2 separate regions of the Mus musculus genome follow, and region 1 is linked to region 2. A link is a loop called in an ENCODE intact Hi-C map of the cell type or tissue named here. Cell type or tissue: gastrocnemius. All regions are shown on one strand. Links, peaks and the distances in the headings refer to the core of each region. The heading gives the core; the rest is flanking DNA. Region 1 overlaps Gm33257 (a long non-coding RNA gene). Region 2 has its middle 40 kb from the start of H2-M10.4.

What was found. A loop is a pair of places that touch in the nucleus more often than their neighbours do. Peaks named below come from ENCODE experiments on the same cell type or tissue, not always from the same donor. Only the 100,000 strongest peaks of a DNase experiment are listed, where the experiment ranks them.
Region 1: it touches region 2 in a loop (4-fold over the local background); 23 of 42 quality-filtered maps call a loop at or near these places.

What each region holds. Positions count from the first base shown.
Region 1 is chr17:36,310,004-36,318,376 of GRCm38, reverse strand. Gm33257 (a long non-coding RNA gene) reads right to left here. Exons shown (of 4, transcript XR_385570.4): 3 at 3,585-3,824; 4 at 1-947. Among named protein-coding and RNA genes, the nearest start is that of H2-M10.1, 12 kb to the left of the region's middle. In gastrocnemius, for the core only: no CTCF peak of the experiment used is centred there; DNase peaks (open chromatin) are centred at 2,770, 3,143 and 3,731; H3K4me3 peaks cover 1,179 bases; H3K27ac peaks cover 566 bases.
Region 2 is chr17:36,418,007-36,426,379 of GRCm38, reverse strand. No RefSeq gene overlaps it. Among named protein-coding and RNA genes, the nearest start is that of H2-M10.4, 40 kb to the left of the region's middle. In gastrocnemius, for the core only: a CTCF peak has its summit at 7,806 (motif pointing right); a DNase peak (open chromatin) is centred at 7,851.

The DNA of each region.
Region 1 (8,373 bases), core at 254-8,253, 110 kb after region 2:
ACCATGGCGATTTTATTCTTTGCTAAGGCAAGGATAGAGGCCTGACCTCAAGTGACTAAAGGGGATCTTGTAATGGCTCCCATCCTCCTGGTGTTGTCCAGTGAAGCATGGGGACCATACTTATCCTGATGTCTTTTTTCCTGGAGAGGGGATAATTTTTGTATATCAACCCCTATGCAGTCAGGCTTGTCCCTCAGGGAACCCAGAAAAATGTTTTTAGTTTTTGCTTTACATTCCCTTGCAGTGCTTTGCCTCACAGCCCAAGCAAAAACTTAGATCACCAGTCAGAGGGGTTCTGGATGGCCCCTTGCTACTTGGTGCTGGGGCTGGAGTCGCCTTCCTTAGGTTGGGTGGAGATGGCCTTTGGGAACACCCTGGAGGGAATAACAACCTCGTCTCCAATCTCTTGGTCCTCAGTAGCTAACTTATGATAATATACTTGGATAGGTTTTGCTGCCAAATCATCTATCTGATGTTTCAGAAAACTGGTAAGTCCATTAAGGGCCCAGGGACCAAAAGAAAGAAGCAAAAACAATCCAACTAACGGTCCCAAAATGGAAGGAAATAAGATTGACAACCACAGAGAGGTTGAAAACCAATTTTTATACCAGCTCTCTTCTTTTTCTCTCTCTTTCTCTCTGTCTTTTTTTCTAAGCCTTCTCTTACTTTTCTCATGCTCTCTTTAACCATTCCTGTTTTATCTACATAAAAGCAACACTCTTCCTTAAGAGCTGCACACAGTCCTCCCTGCTGTAAAAAGAATGAGTCAAATTGGTAGAGGTCTTACAAGGGGTCCAAACAACATCATTTCTCTCTGAGAGGTCCATCCAAGTGTAATTCCAAAGGAGGTGCCTATTATTAGGAGATTTGGGGGCGGGAGGCAGTTGAAGGTTGGTGGTTATTCTAGTCAGCCACAAGATCATGAGTATCTTCGTCTGGAGCAGCATCTGAAAAAGAAAAGAGATTTGTCTCAGGAGGAGATGATTGCTCCATTCTGGACACAGACGGGTTTACAGCTTTTAGTAGTCTCTCTGGTAGCCATCTTGGGCCAGCATTTTTATTTATTTATTTTTTGTCATAAATGCAAGAAGACCCTCGTCCCCATATAAGGATGGGATCTGGTCCTTTCCACTGTCCAGTGAAGGGATCTTTCCATTGTGAGAATCTTGTGACTTAGGATGCAACAGGAGGTGAGCTGCCGACCTGTCTTCATTATCCAGGGACAAGAAGTTAAGAACAAAGAGAGCATAATTAAGCCCATTTCGGGGTGTCAAGGGGGAAATAAGCATCTGTAACTTCAGTCAACCACTGAAGCATATTTTTTAGAGTCTGATGGGCTCGTTCTATGATGCCCTGGCCCTGAGGATTATAGGGAAGACCAGTGACATGTTTAATATCAAACTGGGAAGAAAACTGTTGGAACGTGGTTCCTGTATAACTGGGGCCATTGTCAGTTTTAATGATCTGTGATTTTCCTATGGCAGACATGCCCTGTAAAGTATGTGTTATCACATCATGCGATGCCTCTCCAGAAAGGGGAGATGTGTGTATAAATCCACTATAGGTATCAACTATAACGTGCACATATTTTAACCTTCCAAAGGAGGGAAAATGGGTAGCATCCATCTGCCATTGTTCATTAGGGATGAGTCCCCAAGGGTTAACTCCCAGGTGAGGAACCAGCAGCAGAGTGGTGCATCCACCACAGGACTTAACAATTTCTCTTGTTTGATCTCTAGAAATCTTGATCATTTGGCTTAAGGTAGAGGCATTTAAATAATGCAAAGCATGAGCCTGGTTAGCCAAATCTATGGAATCAAGTAGGGCAGGGAATGCTGCACAAGGGGCCTCGTCAGTCAGGGCATTTCCATGCGACAGAGGACTACCCAGGCCAGAATGGGCTCTCAAATGTCCCACAAAAAAAAAAGCCACTGTCCTTTTAATAATTAGGGATTGAATCTCCACAAATAATTTGGAAGCAGTGGAAGCAGGCTTAATATAAGGGATTGTCTCTAAAACAGGAGTAGAATGAGCCAGGTAAGCACTGTCAGTATACAAATTAAATGGGGTCATTGGTAACATTTTAAAAACCTGAAGGACTGCAAACAATTCCACCAGCTGGGCAGAGGAATATGGGGACTGCATTGAAGTAACCCGATCTTATACAACAAAGGCAGCTTTGCCTATTGAGGAACCATCTGTAAACACCAATGAGCCTTCAAGGAGTCAAATTTTGGGGAAAACCAAGGAATGCATCCTAACAAATTGTATAAGGGGATCATTAAGCAGCAGCTGCAAACAGAGCAGAAGGGAGGGAGGGACCTTTGGATTGGCTCAGCCAGTTAGCTGTGGAGGAGGATGCTTACAGAGCAGGGGTTTTAAATGTCTTCAAACTCAAGAATCTCAGGACAGCTGCTAAAAATTAGAAAAATTCTAAAAAACAATACCTAGGGGCCGAGGTAGCTTCGCAAACAGTTCCCCTTAGTAACTCCTATTACCCTATGCAGGGGAAACACAGCTGGCCCTGGAACTCACTGCCAGCAGAAAAGGCAGCAGAAAAGAAATCCACAATATTCAAATTAATGTCAGTCAGGTCAAATACGATGTGATTTGGAGCGACTGACACAGCCTGCACAGAACACATCTCAGGAAGACACATTGCTCCAGGATAGCAGCAACTGTAGGTGCACATGAAAGGCAGGTGCAGGGGCGGGGTGGGGAGGTGTTAGATCAAGCCATTCATCCTCTAATTGCTGGAGAGCTCTGAGCAGCCGCACTTGCTCATTTCCGGTTTCTACCATGTTGCGCAGAAATGCCACCTCAGCAATTAACTGATGGCGGGCACTGGACATGGCAGACGGATCAAAAACTGCATCTAAAATCCCAAAGGGTTGTGGCAGAAAGATGGGAGTGTAGCAACATTTCTCAGCAGAGGAGCCAGGGCGATTGTGGCGGGTTTGGGTGGAGCTACCTCTCCTATGAGAGCCTCCTCCTCAGCGGGTAGCAGCTCGTTACCAAAATTAATGAGGGAAGGATAAAGGTCAGCCATCCTAATTTCCTCCATAAGTGGAGGCAAGGAAAGATCCATAACATCACTTACAGAGGGTGAAGCGGGCAAGGATCCTTCCCTTAAAGGGGAAGGCGGCACTGTATGAATCGCTAGGTTAGCAGAGGACAGGGGACCAGTTTTTTAAGAAACTGCTCTTCCAGCGACTGCGGTGGTGGAGGATGGGGAGAGGCGGATTCCTTAACAAATCGCTCCCCCTCGGACACTAAATGCTGGGAATCTAAAACTATCATTAATGAGGAACCAGTAGCTAAAGGCAGTAACGGGTATCTTTGTAGATCCAAATGCTTCATAATAATCTTTAAAGCAATCGCCAACTCTGCGCCAGTGTTTCTCATCAATTGTTCCCTTTTGGGGGAACCATGGACAAATATCTCACACAAAATCTAAAAATTATATTAAATACTTTTTATTAACCCTAGTTCTTTGCGTTTTGAGTGACTCCTTGAGCCCTATCACAAAAAGTGACCGTTTCAAAAAAAAAAAAAAAAAAGGGGGGGGGGGTGGCATGTCTTACCGTATTTCTCCTAAGATCTGCGCCCCTTTATTTATTCCTCCCAGACTGTCTCAAGATAGGTTGCTCAGTGGCGTCATGTGGAACCAAAGTCACTTTCTGGCGTTTCTCAAGATGAGAGGTAGGCCTACCCTCCAATGAAGAGCGGCATTCTCTCCTCTGTGATCTCCTGGGGTTCAGGCACCAGTTTGTCCCGACCCGCAGGACAGTTGAACAGGGTCTGGGGAAACACCTGTGGAGAGACTGGAGAACAAGGAAACACAAAGAACAGACAGCAAGTCAAAAAAAAAAAAAAAAAAAAAAAAAAGCCCTCTGATCAAACTGACAAATTTTATTTTTCCCAGGCAGGTTTTATGCCCACAGAAGCAGGATATGGGGAGGGGGATGACGCAGAATCGCTTTGATTCTGGGGGAACCCACCTGTTCCCAAAAGCAGGATATTGGCTAGGTAAAAAGTTCAGCAGGAGGAACAGAACAGAATGAGTTGCTAGGTCCTGTCCACAAGATCTATAGCTATTTGTTCTTAACTGAGGATAGTACTTTCCTACAGGGGCCTCAACATTTCCCACAGAAATCTCAACTAAGCTAGTACTTTTCCACTAGGGCCAAAAATTTGTAAGTAAGCACTTATGGTTGACAAGGCAGTTAACATTTAAACAGGGTCACTCCCTACATATAAATACACACACACATGCACATACTCATATATACATATGCAAAAATGCACATGCATACATATATATACACATAACATATACAAACATATATTTATTCCATGTTCTGTTTCTATAGAGAACCTTAACTAATATTGTCTTACTTTGCAGACTCAGTGTCTGTGAGCCCTGATCCTCATGGCTTTTGTTCAGGACAGAGGGCTCTAAGACACTCTCTCTGTTTGTAATATCAGAGCCTGGATATCAGATGTATAAAGAAAGTCTGGGCATAGCTATAGAGTGAACTGGCCCAAATGATATAGCCAAAAGGTTTTTATGCACACAGACACACACACACACACACATACAAATCCTGGTTGACACCCTTCGGTTAGCAAGAACTGTTAGCAAAGAATGGAGCTACAAAGGCCAAATGTAACATGAGTATAGTCAGGCACTTTCCCAGACCTATGGACTATGATGGATTTGGTTTTGCTCTCATTTTGGCAGGTGTTAGGGGTCTCCATGCTGGATTCTTAGGTCAGAATGGAGCCTCTAACATAGCATCACTTGTGCAAAGGGCTTGGCAGGGTGCTGTTTCAATATGGCCTTGATAGGGGTGACCTTGTCCTAGTCTACAAAACCCACACAAACTCACTGGTGTTCACATGGATAGAACAACTAGACAGGTATGGCTGTGTAGGGTCGTTAAAATTGATTGGGAGGATTCTAAACACCTTTGATTATTTAGCTCCCAAATAAAAGACACAAAACACTTATGTTCATGATAAGCCTTAAAAGCACAAGAGCTGGGAAGATATCAACCTTCTATGCTATTTTATCTACTTCTCTATCAATAACCTGGAGATACGACTTCCCATGTTCCATCTGAGCCTCTCCTACTACAACTGGCTGGCACTCAGAGCCAGGCTTTCATGATCTACCCACCTCAAGAAGTCTCTTCTCCCTTTTTCACTCTCTCCTATTTCCCCTTGTTTTCTCTCCTCAGACCCAAGATAAGCAAATGAAACAATGCCTACATCTCTTCTGCACAACTAAAGACTTTCAGTATGGATGCATCTGGAGGATATCATCCTAAGTGAGGTAACTCAATCACAAAAGAACACACATGATATATACTCAGTGATAAGTGAATATTAGCCCAGAAACTCGGAATCCTTCTTAGAAGGGGGAACAAAATACCCATGGAAGAAGTTACAGAGACAAAGTTCAGAGCAGAGACTGAAGGAACGACCATCCATAGACTGCCTCACTTGGTGAACCATCCCATAAACAACCACCAAACCCAGACACTATGGCAGATGCCAACAAGAGCTTGCTGACAGGAGCCTGATAACAGCTGTCTCCTGAGAGGCTCTGCCAGTGCCTGGCAAATACAGAAGTGGATGCTCACAGTCATCCAGTGGACAGAGCACAGGGTCCCCAATGAAGGAGCAAGAGAAAGTACCCAAGGAGCTGAAGGGTTTTGCAGTCCCATAGGAGGAACCTCAATATGAACTAATCAGTACCCCTGGAGCTCCTTGGGACCACCAATCAAAGAAAGCATATGGTGAGACTTGTGGCTCTAGCTGCATATGTAGCAGAGGATGGCTTAGTCAGTCATCAATGGGAGGAGAGGCCCTTGGTCCTGTGAACTTTCTTTGCCCCAGTATAGGGGAATGCCAGGGCCAGGAAGGAATAGGAGTGGCTTGGTTTGGGAGTTGGGGGAAAAGGGAGGGGATAGGGGATTTTCAGAGGGGAAACTAGGAAAGGGGATAATATTTGAAATATAAATAAAGAAAATATCTAATAAAAAAAGAAAAACTAAAAAACAGAAAAAATTTTTAAAAGGAAAAAGAAAAAGAAAAAAGAGCTAAGTTCAAAGTAGATTCTTTTTATTTATTTATTTATCTTTCAATTTTTTATTAGATATTTTCTTCATTTACATTTCAAATGCTATCCCAAAAGTCCCCTATACCCTCCACCCGCCCTGCTCCCCTACCCACCCACTCCCACTTCTTGGTTCTAGCATTCCCCTGTACTGGGGCATATAAAGTTTACAAGACCAAACGACCTCTCTTCCCAATGATGGCCAACTAGGCCATCTTCTGCTACATATACAGCTAGAGACACAAGCTCTGGGGATACTGGTTAGCTCATATTGTTGTTCCACCTATAGGGTTGCAGACCCCTTCAGCTCCTTGGGTGCTTTCTCTAGCTCCTCCATTGGGGGCCCTGTGTTCCATCCAATAGATGACTATGAGCATCCACTTCTGTATTTGCCAGACACTGGCCTAGCCTCACACGAGACAGCCATATCAGGGTCCTTTCAGCAAAATTTTGCTGGTGTATGCAATAGTGTCTGAGTTTAAATCAAAACAACCTTGAGATTCCACCTCACACCAGTCAGAATGGCTAAGATGAAAAATTCAGGTGACAGCAGATGCTGGCAAGGATGTGGAGAAAGAGGAACACTCCTCCATTGCTGGTGGGATTGCAAGCTTGTACAACCACTCAGGAAGTCAGTTTGGAGGTTCCTCAGAAAATTGGACATAATACTACCGGAAGATCCAGCAATATCTCTCCTGGGCATATACCCAGAAGAAATTCCAATGGCAATAAGAACACATGCTCCACTATGTTCATAGCAGCCTTATTTATAATAGCCAGAAGCTGGAAAGAACCCAGATGCCCCTCAACAGAAGAATGGATACAGAAAATATGGTACATTTACACAGTGGAGTACTACTCAGCTATTAAAAACAGTGGATTTATGAAATTCTTGGACAAATGGATGTATCTGGAGGATATCATCCTGAGTGAGGTAACCCAATCACAAAAGAAGTCATTAGATATGCACTCACTGATAAGTAGATTTTAGCCCAGAAACATAGAACACCCAAGATACAATTTGCAAAACACAAGAAAATCAAGAAGAGGGAAGACCAATAGGTGGATACTTCATTCCTCCTTAGAAAAATGAACAAAATACCCATGAAAGGAGTTACAGAGACAAAGTTTGGAACTAAGATGAAAGGATGGACTATCCAGAAAACCCCACCCAGGGATCCATCCCATAATCAGCCACCAAACCCGAACACCATTGCATATGCCAGAAAGATTTTGCTGAAGGGACCCTGATATAGCTATCTCGTGTGAGGCTATTCCAGTGCCTGGCAAACACAGAAGTGGATGCTCACAATCAGCTATTGGATGGATCACAGGGCCCCCAATGGAGAAACTAGAGAAAGCACCCAAGGAGCTGAAGGGGTCTGCAACCCCTATATGTGGAACATATAGGGGCATAGGGGACTTTCAGGATAGCATTTGAAATGTATATAAAGAAAATATCTAATAAAAAGAATAAATTAAAAAAGAACTACTCCCTCATCCGAGTCTTTTGTTCCAAGAGCTGTATGTAACACTTGGGTCCCGCTGCACTCCTTGCTGGTTTTCCTTCAGCCCAGCCGGATCTGACTCAGATCAGAGTGGCTCCCAGTTACCGAGGGACCTGGAAGGCAAGGCAGAGACTTCATCTCCCTGCCTGCACTCACTTCCTTTCCCTGGAACCCTCGCACCAGTCCTGGACAGAGACATACATGGAAAACCTCTGGTACCCAGGCCCACAGGAGGGGTGACAAGATGATTTAGTGTAGGCTTACATTTTTCTCAACCTGACTTTTAATAGTTTCTTAAATTCTTTAATACCCTTTCTAGCCCACCACCAACCAGAGGTAGTGGGAAAGAAATGTTATTAGGATTCAGGAAAGTGGGCTTGTATAGAGATAGTTGTTTGGAGCAAATCCCATCGACATTGTCAGATAAGCAATTCAGTTCACAAATCAACAACAACAGCTCAGTACACTTTCAAATATTCAGCAATCTACCAGCAGTTCAGTTTGTAGAGTCCAGATACCAAACACCAATCAGCAGTGGTGGCACAAACTTGCAGGAATGACCAGGACTCAGCCAAATTGACACGAGTCAGCAAGAGCGATTAGGACAAGCAGGAACACTAGAAGCTCTCATCTGTGCCTTTCTCAACAAATCGAAGATCAAGAAGTTCTACAGACAAGTCCCTCTGAGAGTCCATGGAGTCCTATTTATACTCCCCCTCCCCCACCAACCATCACATATCT
Region 2 (8,373 bases), core at 201-8,200:
GAACGCGCAAACATCCTGTTGACGAAAGATCCTCTGTGCTGGTAATACCATGTGCTGGGTGTTATAAACCCAGGGCTGTCACAAGCAATGCTTTGACTCTATCAACTGTGATAGAATAGCACAGAGATCTGTTGTGGGACAACAAGAGAAATAGTTCCTACTACTGTCAGTGACAGTTGACAGCAGAAAACACCAGACTCATACACAGATCTGAGAATAAGTATAATTCCTGTTGAAACATGAATGGCAACATGACACAATTTAACATTAGACTCAGGCCTGAACAGGCTAAGTGCCCACATGAAAGAACAGCACAGACACTGGACAAGGTCCTAAAATTGCCTGAGATCTTTTGACCACATGATCCATTGAAAGAATAGGGATAAAGGAATACCAAATAGACAGAGGTGGTAAGGTACAATGTGAAAGCCCAGGTGGACCCAGCAACAACTCTGCATAGCCCAGGCTTCGCTTGACTTCATACTGCAACCAGTGCCATATAGGCAAAAGATTTATCACAAAAAGCCAGGCAGTTTCTGTCCTTACCTGTTCTCAGCAAAATCTCCTTCCCATAATCCTACCAACCTCCAAATAAGTCTTCACAAACTGTGTATAATTTGACTCCTCATACACTTGTTTGAGCATCTCAACTGATTTGCCAACGATGGCCCTAATTCAGCATGATGTAATTGTGGTCATTGAAGGCTATTTTGAAGAATTATGACTAAAGTATCCTCGAGGCAACACATCACAACCATACTTCCTCTGGATTGTGTGATATTCTGGACAAGACCCCTCTGTCAGCCATTCCAACAGGCCAAAAACCCTTGATTAGGCCCTCAGTAGACTAAGTCCCTCCCCTATGTCCTTTCTAAGTGGCCTGGTTTGGTCTTAAAGTGCACAGAAATTCAGGAGAGTGCCCCTTGGCTCTCTTGAGTGATGGGTTGCATTTTCCAGGATAAACTTTGGACATGGGGAACTCTGGCAACCCCATGGAGAGCTATAAATTTGGGATTTCTGATCATTTACCAGTTATGCTATTGTTGTAGATGTGGAACAGTTTCTGAAGTTACTTTCTGAAAACACAGAGCCTCCTGTGTTTTCTCCTCCCAGTACTCTGACTTCTACTGATCCATCCATGGTGCACATGTTCCATCCTTGAGTCCCTGCTCTGCTGTTGATTCTTCCAACTGTATATCATCCACAAAGTCAACAGTGATGAACGGGTGCTCCAGGAAGTGAGGCCAAGGCAAGAGAATTTGGAAAAAGCAAACACAGTGTAACACTAGGTACAGTGGAATTTTAGATGTTGACCCTACACTAGGACCCCATGGTGCTCAACAACCTGGCCACTGAGGATAGCTGGGATTAGGGAACAAGGGGCAGGGCAGCATGTAAAATGGAGAAAGTAGCAGGAGGTCTGTCTGGGCTAGGGAGAAGACAGACTTTCCTGGTACTGCTCCCCTTGGGATGGAGTCCTTTTCTTTCTCACATTGAGTTCTTTTCTCTATGAACACCCCCACTCACCCTCTGGATGGCTAGTCAGGGTCAGCACAGCCAAGAGTAGCATGAGAGAATCTGTGACATACATCTTCATCCTATTTGAAGAGTGGAGACAGAGACTCTGCTATTATGTGTTCATTTCATAATCTTGAAAGGAGGAGCCTAATTGGTTTGTCTTAAGAATTCCCAAAGGTAGTGATAGAGGATATTTGGTTGGGTCATGGAAAAATGAATGCCTAGAAGAGAACTCTCTAGGGCCCTGCCTCTACAGCTCAGATCCAGCTCTGGAGCCTGGAATCCTAGAGAAAAAGTTATTTACCCTGATATTGTCCCCCTCATTCTGGCCACAATATCCTCTGAGTCTAGGTCAGAAGTCACTGAGTCAGGAAGCTTCAAACATTGAGTTATCTGGATATCTACAGAATCTTACAAATTGTTTACAAATATTTGTCTGGCTTATAGCAATCAACATTCACAAAGTTGGGAATTGAAAATTCTGAGACATTCCATCTAATAAACACATGAATAATTATGTTTACAAAAGGTAACAACTATTTTCCAAAATCTAATGATATGGTGACAATAATAGATGTTGATATTTCTGCTGTCCTTGTCTTCATCTTTCCCACTAGAGATCCCTTCTATACTGATTCTTTTTAACCTTTTAATTTTATGTGTAGTTTGAAAATGAAACTTCACAGAAATGTACAAGTAGAATATTGTTAGACTCACTTTTTTATTCATGTGTTTGATTGTGTGTCTGTGTATGTGTGGATATTGGGAATTAGAGTTGTCAGTGGAGGCCAGACGAGAAACTCTGGAGGAGAATGCACAGATGGTTGTGAGCTCCTAGACTTCAGACTCTGAGTCTGATCCTCTGTACAGTATAACCATCTCTCCAGCTACAGGGGGAATGTGTCTATAAACACCTTCAGATCATCTTGTTCTTTTTGAGTCTCACCAGGACTCCACATGCCTCTTCATTCTGAGTGCTGAGATTAAAAGCATTGGTCACAGACTGGAGAGATGACTAGCGATTAAGGGCACTGACTGCTCTTCCATAGGTCCTGAGTTCAATTCCCAGCAATCACATGGTGGCTCACAACCATCTGTAATGGATCAGATGCCCTCTTCTGGTGTGTCTAAAGATAGCTACAATTTACTCATATAAATAAATTAAATTAATTAATTAATTAATTTTTTAAAAAGCATTGGTCACTACCCTAGTTAAATGTAGATTTTGACCTCTAATATGTCACTAGGCTGACACAGGTGCTACCTACAGTCTGCAATGTGAAACATCATTGAATCTGTAGAATGCTGTATCCATGCTCTTGGGTGAGACTTGTTCACAGGGTGGATGTTGTGGATTTTACATTTTTAAGGTTTTTTTAATTATTTATTACTTATTTAATGTAGATGTGTACACTCTAGTTGTCTTCAGACACACCAGAAAAAGAGGGTATTGGGTCCCATTACAGATGATGGTGAGCCATGATGTGGAATTGAACCCAGGACTTCTAGAATAGCAGTTGGTGCTCTTAACTGTTAAGCTATCTCTCCAGCCCCATTTCATTTACTTTTAAAAAGGAGAATGTTGTTACATTCAGAAGTCTTTCCTTGTTCATACTTGTAAGTAAACATTATCAAATCTCATTTACTAATATTACTTCAAATTTTTCTAGAGGAATCTGTAAGCATTTGACTTGGTTAAGGTTATGGTCATGGATTCAAACTGGAAATGTTCTCCTGAGAGCTTAGTGTTTATCATTGCTGTAGTGGGCTGCAGAAGGGTTAAAAAAGGGACACTTTATATTATAGTAGAAATATCATAGGGTTCTTAAATATGTTGCAAATACCTACTTGGTGAGCAGGATGAAGTTATCTACCTACCCTGTGTGGCAAAGGCTGCAGGTTTCACCTTTGGACAGATATTGTTTACTTAGGGAACTTTCCTTTTGAGAAGGTTCCAGGCATGTCTTTCACTCTATTTGGATGAAGGGAGTCTATATTGGTAGATACACAGATATGGTAGATTAGCATGAGCCTGGGATCTGAGGTGCTGTGGTCCCATGCTTGAAGATGGTTCTTTTATGAATTAATTATTTTATTTATTTACATCCCAAATGCTGCTCCCCTCCTCATCCCTGCTTGAGATGCCCATGAGGATGGCTCTTGATCTTGCATGATGACCCAGGTTACTCTGGATCCTGCCTTTGTTTGGCATAGTGGAGCAGGATCCTCAAACACATTCAGTGATGGGAGCTGTGCTGGCTGGTTTTGTGTATCAACTTGACACAAGCTGAAGTTATCACAGAGAAAGGAGCCTCCCTTGAGGGAATGCCTCCATGAGATCTAGTTGTAAGGCATTTTCTAAATTTCTGTCCTGACTTTCTTTGGTGATGAAAAGCAGTATGGAAGTGTAAGTAAACAAACCCTCCCTGCCCCCAACTTGCTTCTTGTTGTTTATCATGATGTTTGTGCAGGAATAGAAATCCTGAATAAGACAGAAGCTGAAGAACGATCTGCCTGCACTGCTTCCATTATTCTTTCTCCACCATCTAAACCTCTGGCTGTGCCTTAGTTTGGGTTTTAATGCTATAAAGAGACTCTGTGATCAAGGCAACTCTTATAAAGAACAACATCTAATTGGGGCTGGCTTACAGTTTCAAACATTTTCATCAAGACAGAAAACATGGCAGCATCCTGGCAGGCATGGATCTGGAGAATGAGCAGAGAATTCTACATCTTGTTCCAAAGACAAACAGGAGAAGACTGGCTTCCACGTGGCTAGGAGAAGGGTCTAAAAGCCCACCCCAAGAGTGGCATACTTCCTCCAACAAAGCCATACCTACTCGAATAAGACCACACCTCCAAATAGCAATGAAAGAAAGATGACATTTCAAGACCTGTAAGTCATATAAAATACTCAGAAATTGCTGGTTATTTGTGAGCCTAGAGGCTGCCTGGGGCTGAGAATAAAGAAAAACAAACCTGGGCATGCCCATAGTTAAAGCATTCCTGGGAACAGCTTGACCATAAAGATAAAGAGGAATGTGAGGACGTAACAGGGCTATCAGAACTGAGTCAAACTGACCAGATACTCTGCTAGCATTGATAAACATCCAAATCACAGAACTCCTGCACATATTCTTTCTGCTGATGTTTGAATAAGCCAATAGTGTGTCGCTATGCTGATTTCCGCACCCCTAAGCCCTTTACCCCATAAAAACCCCTAGCTTTCGAGCCTTGGGGTCGAATCCACTGTCTCCTGCGTGAGATATGTTTCGACCTGGAGCTCCGTCATTAAACTGCCTCATGTGTTTGCAGCAAGAAGATTCTCGTGTTTCTTTGGGTGCACTCTCTCTCCTGAGACTAGAGTGGGGGTCCCCGAAAGGGGGTCTTACAGCAATACTCCCTAGGTCAAGGATATTCAAACCACCACAGACTGTATCCTGGTACTCTCTCCCTCACTGGGTGAAACCACAAAGTAAATGTTGTTGATTTAGCTAAAAATAATGACCTAAAACTTTAGGATCCCAGATTTGTATAGTAAGATGTAGAGAAACAGAGATATTGTTGGCAAGTGATGGCAACCAGACTCTGCTGGACCAGACACCCAGTAGGTGAAAAAACAGGAGAGGACCAGGGCAGGGGCCTGCCTGGATGAGGTAGGAGGAGGGTCTGATTGGGAAAGCAGAGAAGCTTCTTAGCTGGCACCCTTGCTCAGCTCTGCAGAGGATTTTCCCTCTGGACCCGACACTTCCTCATATGTCTGCTGTCACAATAATGTGGGACATGGAAGAGAAGACATTTCTTCAGCATACTGCAAGGTGATTCGGGGTGGGCAGGAATAAGAGCACCCAAAGCCAAGGCAGCCACTGGCTTCAGGGAGAGAGAAAGGCAAAGGTTCATCACCATGACTGCTGGGTCACGGCTGAGTCTGCACTGCTCTCATTTTAGCTTACAATCTAGACCACAGTGAGGCTGAATATTTCCCCTAAAACTGCCCAGTGTGAGTGGCAGGGATCTGTTGTGTTGGGTAATGGAAAATTAGCTCCAGGGAGCAGCATCTCTAGTGTACTGATTCCCCCGCATAAGATCCAATGCTGGGGCCCATTACCTTAGAGCAGTGTCTGGGGACACATTGCTTTAACCTGATGTCTGTCCTCATGGTCCTTATAACTACATGCCTAGATGCCAGGAAGTCAGCATTTATCAAATGCTTTGACATCAGGATCTTTACACTGATCTAGAAATTATATGGATTTTCAAAATGGCTAAGATAAAAAAAAAAAACTCAAGTTAAGAGCCCATATTGGTGAGAATGTGATGAAAAAGGAACACCCCTCAATTGCTGGTGGGAGTGAAAACTCAGAAAATCACTCTGGAAATCAATCTGGCAGTTTCTCAGAAAGCTGGAAACACCTGAAGACCCAGCTAAACTGCTCCTGGGTGTATACGCAAAAGATTCTCCACCATACCCCAAGGACATGTGCGCCAATATGTTCATAGAAGCTTTAGCCATAATAGCCAGAAACTGGAAGCAACCCAGATGTCCATCAATCAAAGAATGGACACAGAAAATATATCCAAGGAATACTACTCAGCTATTTAAGACAATAACATCATGAAACTCACAGGCAAACACAAAGTAAATGGAAGTGGAAAATATCATCCTGAGTGAGATAACCCAGGCACAAAAGGACATGCATGGTATGTACTCACTGATAAGTGGATATTAGCTGAAAAGTTCAGAACACCTATGATACACCACACAGACCCAAAGAAGTTAAACAAGAGGGAAGGTTCAAGTGAGGATGCTTGAATCCTACTTAGAAGGGGAACTAAATAGTCATGGGAGGCAGAGAGAGCAAGAGATCTGGGTGAGAGAGGACAGGGAGACAGGAAGGGGGGGCAGGACCAGGCATGGGGAGAGACAGAAGAGAGCCCCAAAGGTCCAGGAGAATAAATGGAAATCTGCAGTTGCTGGGGCTGGGGGATTCTCTAGGAAGTCCCAGAGACCCAAGATGAGTGAGGCTCCAGGTGGCCTTAGCCAAAATGCTCAACAGTGGGGATACAGAAACTGAAGAGACCACGTCCAATAGACACTCAGTGGAGGAATGGGGACACCAAACTACCTACAAGACTTATGACCCCAAATTGGTCCTTTCTAAGACAAATGCAGGGACAAAGATGGAGCAGAGACTAAAGGAATGGCCAACCAACGACTGGTCCATTTTGAGATCTATCCCATGGGCAGGTACCAATCTCTCACACTATTAATGATGCTATGTTATACTTGCAGACAGGAACCTAGAATAGTAGCCCTCTGAGAAGCTCTACCCAGCTGCTGACTGAGAAAGATGCAGACACCCACATTAGACAATCATTGGACAGAGATCAGGGCCACCTAAGGAAAAGTTAGGGGAAAGGTTGAAGGACTTCAAAGAGATGGCAAACCCACAGGAAGACCAAAAGCTCAAATAACCTGGATACTTGGGAGCTCCCGAAGACTGAGCCACCAACCAAAGATCATACACTGGCTGTCCCAAGGCCCCCAGTACATATGTAGCCAAGAGCTGCCTTGTCTGACCTCAGTGGGAGAGGATGCACCAGGGTGGGGGGATGCAGGGTGAAGGCTGCCTTCTCAGAAGCAAAGGGGAGGGGAGATTTGGGGAAGAACTCTTCAAGGGAGGACAGGAAGAGGGAACAGCATTTGGAATGTAAATAAATAAGTAAATAAATAAATAACTTTTTTTAAAAAAAAGAAAAGAGAAATATGGATTTCAATAGTAATTATACTTTTGTGGATATCAATCCGTAATTGCCATGTTAAGAACTCAGAATTGCTGGGAAGTGATGGTACACAGCTTTAATCCCAGCACTTGGGAGGCAGAGGCAGGTGGATTTCTGAGTTCGAGGCCAGCCTGATCTACAGAGTGAATTCCAGGACAGCCAGGGCTATACTGAGAAACCCTGTCTCGAAAAAAAAAAAAACTCATAATTTTGAGACATTTGCTTTATGAAGATTTTATTATCTGATTGTATGCAGACTATTTCAAGAGAAAAATAGCTATTTTCCAAATTACAGTGATATGATAAATAATAACTAGAATGTTAACTTTTGTGCATGTTCTCACCTTTTCCATTTGTATATCCTTGCTTAGCTTTCTGGATGTTTTGAAAATCAGGAATGTACCTGTTCACAGAAATATGTCAAAGGGATAATTTATACACATTCATTTTTCAGTCCCCCACCTTCACCTTGTGTTTGCTTGCCAGTATTACAGTTGCCTTTAATGGCCAAAAGAGGGCGACAGAAACCATGAAGTTTCAGCAACTTGTGATCTGGGAAGCCTGAATGATCAAAATACACAAGAGCAACCAGTGACCCTCACTTCTGAGCCCTCTCCCCGGATCAAAGAGGATTTGTTTTCATGAGCATCTTCAGAGGAACGTAGTTTTTTGTTGTTGTTGTTGTTTTTTTGATACAGAGTCTCACCATGTATCCCTGGCTGGCCTGGAACTCTATGTAAACCCAGCTGACATCCAACACTGAATAATACACCTGCACCTTAACTCAGTGTGCTGGGCTTAAAGGCATGAGCTCCCACACTGACTCACTGTGGATCTTTACATGGACACTTCAATAAAGTGGCACAGGTGGGATTGTTCAAGGTCATTTAACCGTGAACCTGAAGCATCAATATCTTCATAGTCTTCATAGTCTGCCTCCTTCCTGCCTACCATTCTATTTCTGTTGCCTGGGGCCTACCCCCACCCATCCCCTCCCTAGCTACCTAAGCTCTGCAGGTATTAAAAATGAAACCCACATACATCAATCATCAAAGCTAACGTCCACAAATG